Regions from separate parts of the Homo sapiens genome. Here region 1 is linked to region 2. Evidence: read pairs that join two places in POLR2A ChIA-PET (ENCODE). Cell type or tissue: endothelial cell of umbilical vein. All regions are shown on one strand. Each heading gives the region's core, and the rest is flanking DNA. Links, peaks and the distances in the headings are about the cores only.

Region 1 (5,227 bases), core at 1,491-3,990, 77 kb before region 2:
CAAAAAATATATTTTTATCTGGTGACCCTGTCGGATGCTTTGCACTCCATTTATTTTATTCTATGGGAGAGCTAGGAGAAAAGTATAATCCTTAGAGGAAGAAAGTGTGCCATGGTAGAAGTGTGCACATCTTAGATTCCCCTCCGCAGGCTGCTCAGCTCCTCATTCTTTTCATGTGGCCACCACTCGCCTGCTTGCCAGGAAGAGGAAGCTCGGCAGCCGGCTCTTCATCATGCCGACAAAAAACGCTGCTGTTACTGAAGAAGACAAAGAAACCACTTTTAAAGATAAAAAGAGGTTTTGAAGCATTACTTCGCATTCTGCTTGTTCGGATCTCATGAGACAGTGAAGCAGGTATGCCATTCATTTGCCAATGCATTTGCTGATTTCAAAATAACTTAAGTATTTCTAAGCTATACACCAGGGGTGTCCAATCTTTGGCTTCCCTGGGCCACATTGGAAGAAGAATTGTCTTGGGCCACACATAAAATACACTAACACTAACAATAGTTGATAAGCTAAAAAAAGAAAAGAAAGAAAGAAAAAAAATTGCAAAAAAAGTCTCATAATGTTTTAAGAAAGTTTACAAATTTCTTTTGGGCTGCATTCAAAGCCATCCTGTGCCACAGGTTGGACAAGCTTGCTATACACATTTTTTTCCTCTGGCAAAATTTTCCAGGCCACTCAGTCCCATGGTGTGGATGCTGCCTCTGTCCAATGATACCTGACACCAGATCAAGGGTTCTTCCCAGTATAGACACCTCTCAGTTGGAAAGGGTTACAATCATCCCAATTTGGAAATCCCATCATCAATTGTAAAACAGACCTCCCCAAGGTGAGAAGGGGCGGGGGAATGTAGAGCTGAATATGAAAATCTGAAGGACTGCATGGTCTAAGAATGAAATGTTTTCTAAATAAAATTAAGCTACACGGTGGAAATTGAGGAGAAAGTCCTTAAGGTGACTTTTAAATGAAAATGAAATGTCTGTTAGTAAGTTACAGAGGTGCAATGATACCAAGTGGCAGGCTTGTGTCTTGTTAATTTCAAACATAGATTTTTATGTGAGGCTATTTGATTATAATTTGATTATCTGACCCTGTAATTAAAGTTTATTGCCAATTTGGAAGCTTACATGTAAAATGAACTGGTTTTCTTCAAAGCAATATACAATCTTTTGGACTCATTGACTTCTGGTTTTGCATTTAAATGGAAAAGTCAGTTATAACGTGACAAACAGGTTGGGGTTTTGATCATTAATCCTGCTAAAGCAATATTCATAAATTCAATTCTGAATCAGTTGGAATACTTTTCTTTTATTAGTTTCTGTGTTATTAAATGAGATTGTTTCTGACTAATATATTTCTGGACTCAAACTGTAGCTCCAAGCTGTTATTCAAATCAAATAACATGCCCCTTACTTGTGCCTCGCACTAATAAATGCCAACTTGTGATACATTTGCAAGAGACTGTCAGCAATATTAAAGGAGGCAATAATGGCATGGAGGTCTCAAAGTGAGCTGATTTTTCTAATGGCTGATATTCGTCGTTTTTCTTACACACACACCCCAGATATTCGAACCTTTTAGTCTTAAACCCAAAAGTATGCTTTGATTCACATACACATAATTCGCTGGCACTTTAATGACTAAGACATTGGAGTTAGATAACTCATAACTTTAGGATCCTCAGTGAGAGATCCTAAAGTTTGAAGCTGCTCTGCCGATTTCAGAGCAGAATCAAAGTTATAATTAGAAAGACAACTGCTGCTTAATTTGGGAAAGGAGATGGGTCCTTCTTTTCAATATTTGGGTGGGATGGAGAGGTTACATTGCTTTTTTTTTTTTTTTTTTTTTTTGAGGCAGAGTCTCGTTCTGTTGCCCAGGCTGGAATGCAGTGGTGCGATCTCGGCCCACTGCAACCTTCACCTCCCGGGTTCAAGCAATTCTCCTGCCTCAGCCTCCCAAGTAGCTGGGATTACAGGCATGTGCCACCATGCCTGGCTAATTTTTTTGTATTTTTCGTAGAGACAGGGTTTTACCATGTTGGACAGGCTGGTCTCGAACTCCTGACCTCAAGTGATCTGCCCACCTTGGCCTCCCAAAGCACTGGGATTACAGGCATGAACCACTGCACCTGACACGTTGCTTTTAAGTTAGAAAAACTATTCACAGATCACCTTTGGCTTCCCAGAGCAAAAAGGGGTCTCAGAGACCTTTCGCAGCCCTTTTACAGATAAAGAAACTGAGGCCCAGAGAGACATCAGCTGCTCAGTTACACAGCGAGTCAGGGGCAACTCCTGAATAGGAACTCTCTCTTAACACTCCCTGTAATATTTCCCTGACACTTTTCCCACCAAGCAGCCCACAACAAGCTCATAAATGTTCGTGGAAACTTAGCAGAGGCCCAGTTCCACCACTCTGCCTGTCCGACCTCCAACAAATCACCTGAACACCAGAAGCCTCCGCCCCACAGTGTGGGTCACACCTGCCCTTCCTCCCTGTTCAAGAAGTCAATGAGACCTGATACCTAAACTTCAAGGGGCAGGTCGCTAATAATATCTAACTTTTTTTTTTTTTTTTTTTTTGAGACAGAGTCTCACTCTGTTGCCCAGGCTGGAGTGCAGTGGCGTGATCTCAGCTCACTGCAACCTCCACGTCCTGGGTTCAAGCGATTCTCCTGCCTCGACCTCCCGAGTAGCTGGGATTACAGGCACCTGCCACCACACCCAGCTAATTTTTTGTATTTTTAGTAGAGATGGAGTTTCACCATGTTGGCTAAGCTGGTCTCAAACTCCTGACCTCGTGATCCACCCGCCTCGGCCTCCCAAAGTGCTGGGATTACAGGCGTGAGCCAATACGCCCGGCTAATATCTTTTAAATTTTCATGTGCTTTATTGAGGTATGATTGGCAGACAATACACTGTGAATATTTAAGCATGATATCTTTCCTAAATAATCATAGTAGCATTGAAGTTTTCGTGTGTGGGGCAATGTTTCCCTGAATACCTATATTTGAGCCTTGGAGATTATCCTCCAGACTGAAATGTTGGTTGTTGTTCTGTCTTCCTCTGTCCCGAGAGCCCACACATTTTCCAACTCTTCTCTTGATGGATTCGGGTTGGGTGTTGCTAGATTTCTGTCTTATCACACAAACAGTATGAGCAGGAATTGTCTCTCCTGTCCCAGAAGGAAATAGTTCCAACTTATTCACAAAATTCCAGTCTCCGGGTTACAAGAAAACTTTGAATCCGTCCCCTGCTCACACCTCCCGCCTTCCCACAACACCTGCCAAATACTCTCCGCACCCAGCCCTCCAGCTTGGATCCTAGGCTTGAGCGCCTCTGAGTGACCCAGGCAGGAAATGCGTCCCGGTGCTGTGTCAGCAGCTGCCAGGTGCGGGGCGCGGCCCGCGCGGATGCTGACCCCGTGGCGCCGAAGCAGGTGCTGCCCATTCTTGTTAACACCGTGAAGCAGGTGCCCCTTCTGAGCATTTCCTTCAAGATGGCCGAGACCTCTCCAAGGTGATCGGCATCGTCCCACCTTCTGCTCGAGCTGTCTTTCAAGGCCGGTGTTATCCCTGCTTACAAGTGAGGCTGGGATTGCTGGTTCGTGGCTGATCTTCCTCCATCCCTCTTGCCCTGCAAGTTTATCTTACGAACCAAGGTAAGAAGGGATTCTAGGGACAAGGCAGGGCAAAAGCTGGAGGCGGTGTGTGTGAAGGTGGAAGGGGCAGGGAGATTATGGATTTGGGATGTTGGTGAGCCTGATTCCATTTCAGCGGGATACCCCACACGCCAGGGGTTTTTGTTGGATTTTGCCACCGGAAGGTCCGATTCCACTCCTCCCTTTCAGTAGGTAACTAAAGAGCCAGGTATGGCTGGCCCCGAGGCTGTGGTGGAAACAGGCAAGGTCAGGAGGTGAGTGGTCCCCGGTCTTCAGAGTTTGTCCATGAAGACAAGCCACCTATCATGCATGGTACCTGCTGGGAGGCAGGTGTTGACACCGCTGTGGATGCTAATGTTGCTGCCTGGTCAAGGGGAGACCTCAGACTCAGGCTGGCCACCTTCCCAGCCAATTGCATGTGTGGCAGGTATCGACCCCCACGGGTGGCTAAACAGGCGTGACATCCTTCACGCCAGGCCTGGAGGTTCAGAGGAGGTTATCACACGTGTTGCAAGATGATGGGTCCATGCTGCGGCTTCTTGTTTTTCTGAGAGAACAGAGGTGACTGGGCCTCCCAGGGTCTGAGCCGGGCTGCTTACCGACACCCCCAGGGGAGCTCTTACAAACTATCAGCAGCACGCAAGCCTTTCTCTGCTATGCTGGCAAATCGCCCTTGTGTGTGGTGTCCATGACTTTGAGGCTTAGCAAATATGTACCGCCTACACACAATTCTGTCTACATCACAGAAAACTTTATGTGACTGTATAATCTTCCTTTGGAAAAACAGATATAACTTATGTACTACAAAATCCACCATTTTAAAGCATACTACAATTCAGTGGGTTTTAGTATATTCAGAAGGTCGTGCCACCATCACCACTAATTCCAGAATATTTTCATCACCCTCAAAATACATCCCGCCTTTGGAATGGAGATCAGGGTCAAGGTAGACACTTCCCTGTATGCATGGGTGATGATGATAGTGGTATCAGTAGCTATTAATATCATTGAGCACTTACTGTATACCGGCCACTGTGCTGAATGCTTTACATATGCCTGTTCATACGTATGCCTGTTCATGCAATATGAATACATATTTCACTCAGTCTTGTTACATACCAAATAGGTGAGCAATGTTGGTATCCTCACTTTATTAAGAGAACGGAGGCACAGAGATCGAGAGAGAAGCCTGCATCCATGGGGTTTGATCCCAGGAGATGCGTACTGACTCTATGGGTCTCTCCGCTGACTTTATGGGTCTGTTCCCTGTAGAGTTTAGAAAGATCTCCCTATGCCTAGAGAGGCCCATTGTAGCTGGCTTTTCTTTTTTCCAGTTTATTAGTTTGTTTGTTTTTTTAAAGATTGTGATTAAAATGTATATAACATAAGACTTATCATTTCGATCTTTTTAAGTGTACAATTATGTGGCATTAAGCAGTGATATGGTTTGATCTGTGTCCCCGCCCAAATCTCATGTCAAATTGTAATCCCCAATGTTGGAGGAGGGGCCTGGTGGGAAGTTATCGGATCTTGGGGGCTGATCTCCCCCTTGCTGTTCTTGTGA
Region 2 (2,500 bases), core at 1-2,500:
TTTCCCATTTTAATAATAAAGTTAAAAAAAAAACTTTTGGCAGTCAAAAAATTCAAAACCTTGTAATTGGATACTAAATATGAGTCAAACTTCATTACTGGTTTGGAGAGTTTGAATATCAACCACTCTAAAGCAGGAGTCCCCAACCCCTGGGCCATGGACCCTGTTAGGAACTGGGCAACATAGCAGGAGGTGAGCAGCAGGCAAGTGAGCATGCGAGCAAAGCTTCATCTGTATTTAAAGCTGCTCCCCATCGCTCACATTGCCGCCTGTGCTGGCCTCCTGTCAGATTAGTGGTGGCATTAGATTCTCACAGGAGTGTGAACCCTATTGTGAACTGCACACATAAGGGATCTAGGTTGCATGCTCCTTATGAGAATCTAATGCCTGCTGATCTGTCACTGTCTCCCACCGCCCCCAGATGGGACCATCTAGTTGCAGGAAAACAAGCTCAGGGCTCCCACTGACTCTACATTTTGGTGAGTTGTATAATTATTTCATTATATATTACCACGTAATAATAATAGAAATAAAGTGTGCAATAAATGTAAGGCAGTTGAATCATCCCAAAATCTCTCCAACCCCCAACCCTGTCCATGGAAAAATTGTCTTCCATGAAACTGGTCCTTGGTGCCAAAAAGGTTGGACCACTGCTCTATGGGAAAGAAACTTGGTAAGGAAATCAAGAAAGAACACTGAATTTTTACTCTGTCACCAAAATCTTAGGACAACCACAAATTATCTGACTCGTTTCCTCTTTGACATGGGGTGAAATGTGACAGGTCACCTACCTTACTTAAGGGTGTATGTCTGCTGCCTAAACCCTGAAGGCTAGGCAGTGAGCCAAGGCCATGGTGCCCAGCCAAGGAACAGGTGTCCCTGAGAACCCCAACATCCCAGAGAAGATCTGAGAAACTACCAAGGAAAACAGTCCCATCGTGCACACACATAGTAGGCAAAGAGCCAGAAAATTAGCTTAAAAGCAGCTTAGCGATGGGAGGTGGCGAGGATCTCTAGAGCTGTCCTGCTGCTACCTAGGAGTACCCTGTATATAAGTCTTTTATTTTTCCCCACCACCTCTGCCTCCTCCATATGTAAGTCTTAATAAACGTTATCTACTTACCAAGCTGGACTTGTCTGAGTCATTCTTTGGTCTCTTGGCACCTTCCCAATTTGTGGGTAGAGAGGGACGTTACAGTCCAAGATTTTTCTCATAACAAGGTGTAATTATAACATATTAAACCTAATTGCCACCCTCCCATCCCCAAAAGGATTATTAATAGATTAGATATTGATGTATTTTTCTCATAAAAAGATGTTATTTTCACAAACCTCTTCACATGTAGGAACTCTGTTTTCATTGTCTCTAATTTTTTCCCAGAGTGGAGACTCTGGTTTCCATGCCAAATGATCTAAGATCTGTTCTTCAATCTGATTAAGGTGTTTTACCACCTCTCTACAAAGGCCATCTTCTGCTCTAATGAATACTTCTATCACCTGAAATAAAAAATGTCTTGGTTCACTGAATAATTATTAAATATTTTTAAATATTTAGACAAGAAATTAGTCAAAATTACAAGTTGAAGTATTATTTTGAAACAGCCGCTCTTCCTTTTACTGTCTTTGTAAATAATTATAGTTCAAACTATGAATTATATAAAATGGTTTACATTGTGATGTATTTCAAAATTTTTTAATGAAAATACATGTTTTGTACATTGAGGTTGAAAAACATTACTCTTAAAATTTCATATAAAAATCTCTAAACATTTAATCTATGCCACTATAAAAATTAGTTTTGACTATCTTATGAGAGTTAAGATAAACTCATATGCTAAGTCAGTATCAAGAAATAGCTACCAGCCTGTAATCCCAGCACTCTGGGGGGCCGTGGCGGGCAGATCACGAGGTCAGGAGATCGAGACCATCCTGGCTAACACGGTGAAACCCCGTCTCTACTAAAAATACAAAAAATTAGCCGGGTGTGGTGGCGGCCGCCTGTAGTCCCAGCTACTCGGCAGGCTGAGGCAGGAGAATGGCGTGAACCCAGGAGGTGGAGCTTGCTGTGAGCTGAGATGGCGCCACTGCACTCCAGCCTGGGCGACAGAGCAAGACTCCATCTCAAAAAAAAAAAAGAACTAGCTACCAAATCAATGCTTTAACTCTATGCCTCTCTGTAACACATGAAAGAGAACTTTTTATTTTTTTTCTGACATTTTCAATGGTATTTAATTTTCATAAAATAAAAAAAGGCTGCTATACAAGATTAGCTAGTGACATGTGTGCTACTTTTTTTAAGCCTTCTCAGCTCATAAAAATCACAGTATTCTAAAAACTTTTATTAGATAGAGAGGAATCAAAGCTTTTACCCAAAATAGATCTTTCATACAATATTAAAAGAATTTACATAGGTCTTAAGATTCTATTTCTTTTCTACTCCACAAATAGAGATTAACTATGTAAATAAAAACAGAATAAATGTTCTTAGATGTTAACTTGA

Evidence for each region. Peaks named below come from ENCODE experiments on the same cell type or tissue, not always from the same donor. Only the 100,000 strongest peaks of a DNase experiment are listed, where the experiment ranks them.
Region 1: POLR2A ChIA-PET joins it to region 2 with 11 read pairs; 2 of 35 experiments call an interaction of 5 or more read pairs at or near these places.

What each region holds. Positions count from the first base shown.
Region 1 is chr16:53,540,611-53,545,837 of GRCh38, reverse strand. It overlaps LOC105371269 (a long non-coding RNA gene), which reads left to right. Exons shown (of 8, transcript XR_933588.4): 7 at 150-354; 8 at 680-1,500. Among named protein-coding and RNA genes, the nearest start is that of AKTIP, 40 kb to the right of the region's middle. In endothelial cell of umbilical vein, for the core only: no CTCF peak of the experiment used is centred there; no DNase peak of the experiment used is centred there.
Region 2 is chr16:53,464,435-53,466,934 of GRCh38, reverse strand. It overlaps RBL2 (RB transcriptional corepressor like 2), which reads right to left. Exons shown (of 22, transcript NM_005611.4): 13 at 1,333-1,497. Among named protein-coding and RNA genes, the nearest start is that of RBL2, 31 kb to the right of the region's middle. In endothelial cell of umbilical vein, for the core only: no CTCF peak of the experiment used is centred there; a DNase peak (open chromatin) is centred at 1,154.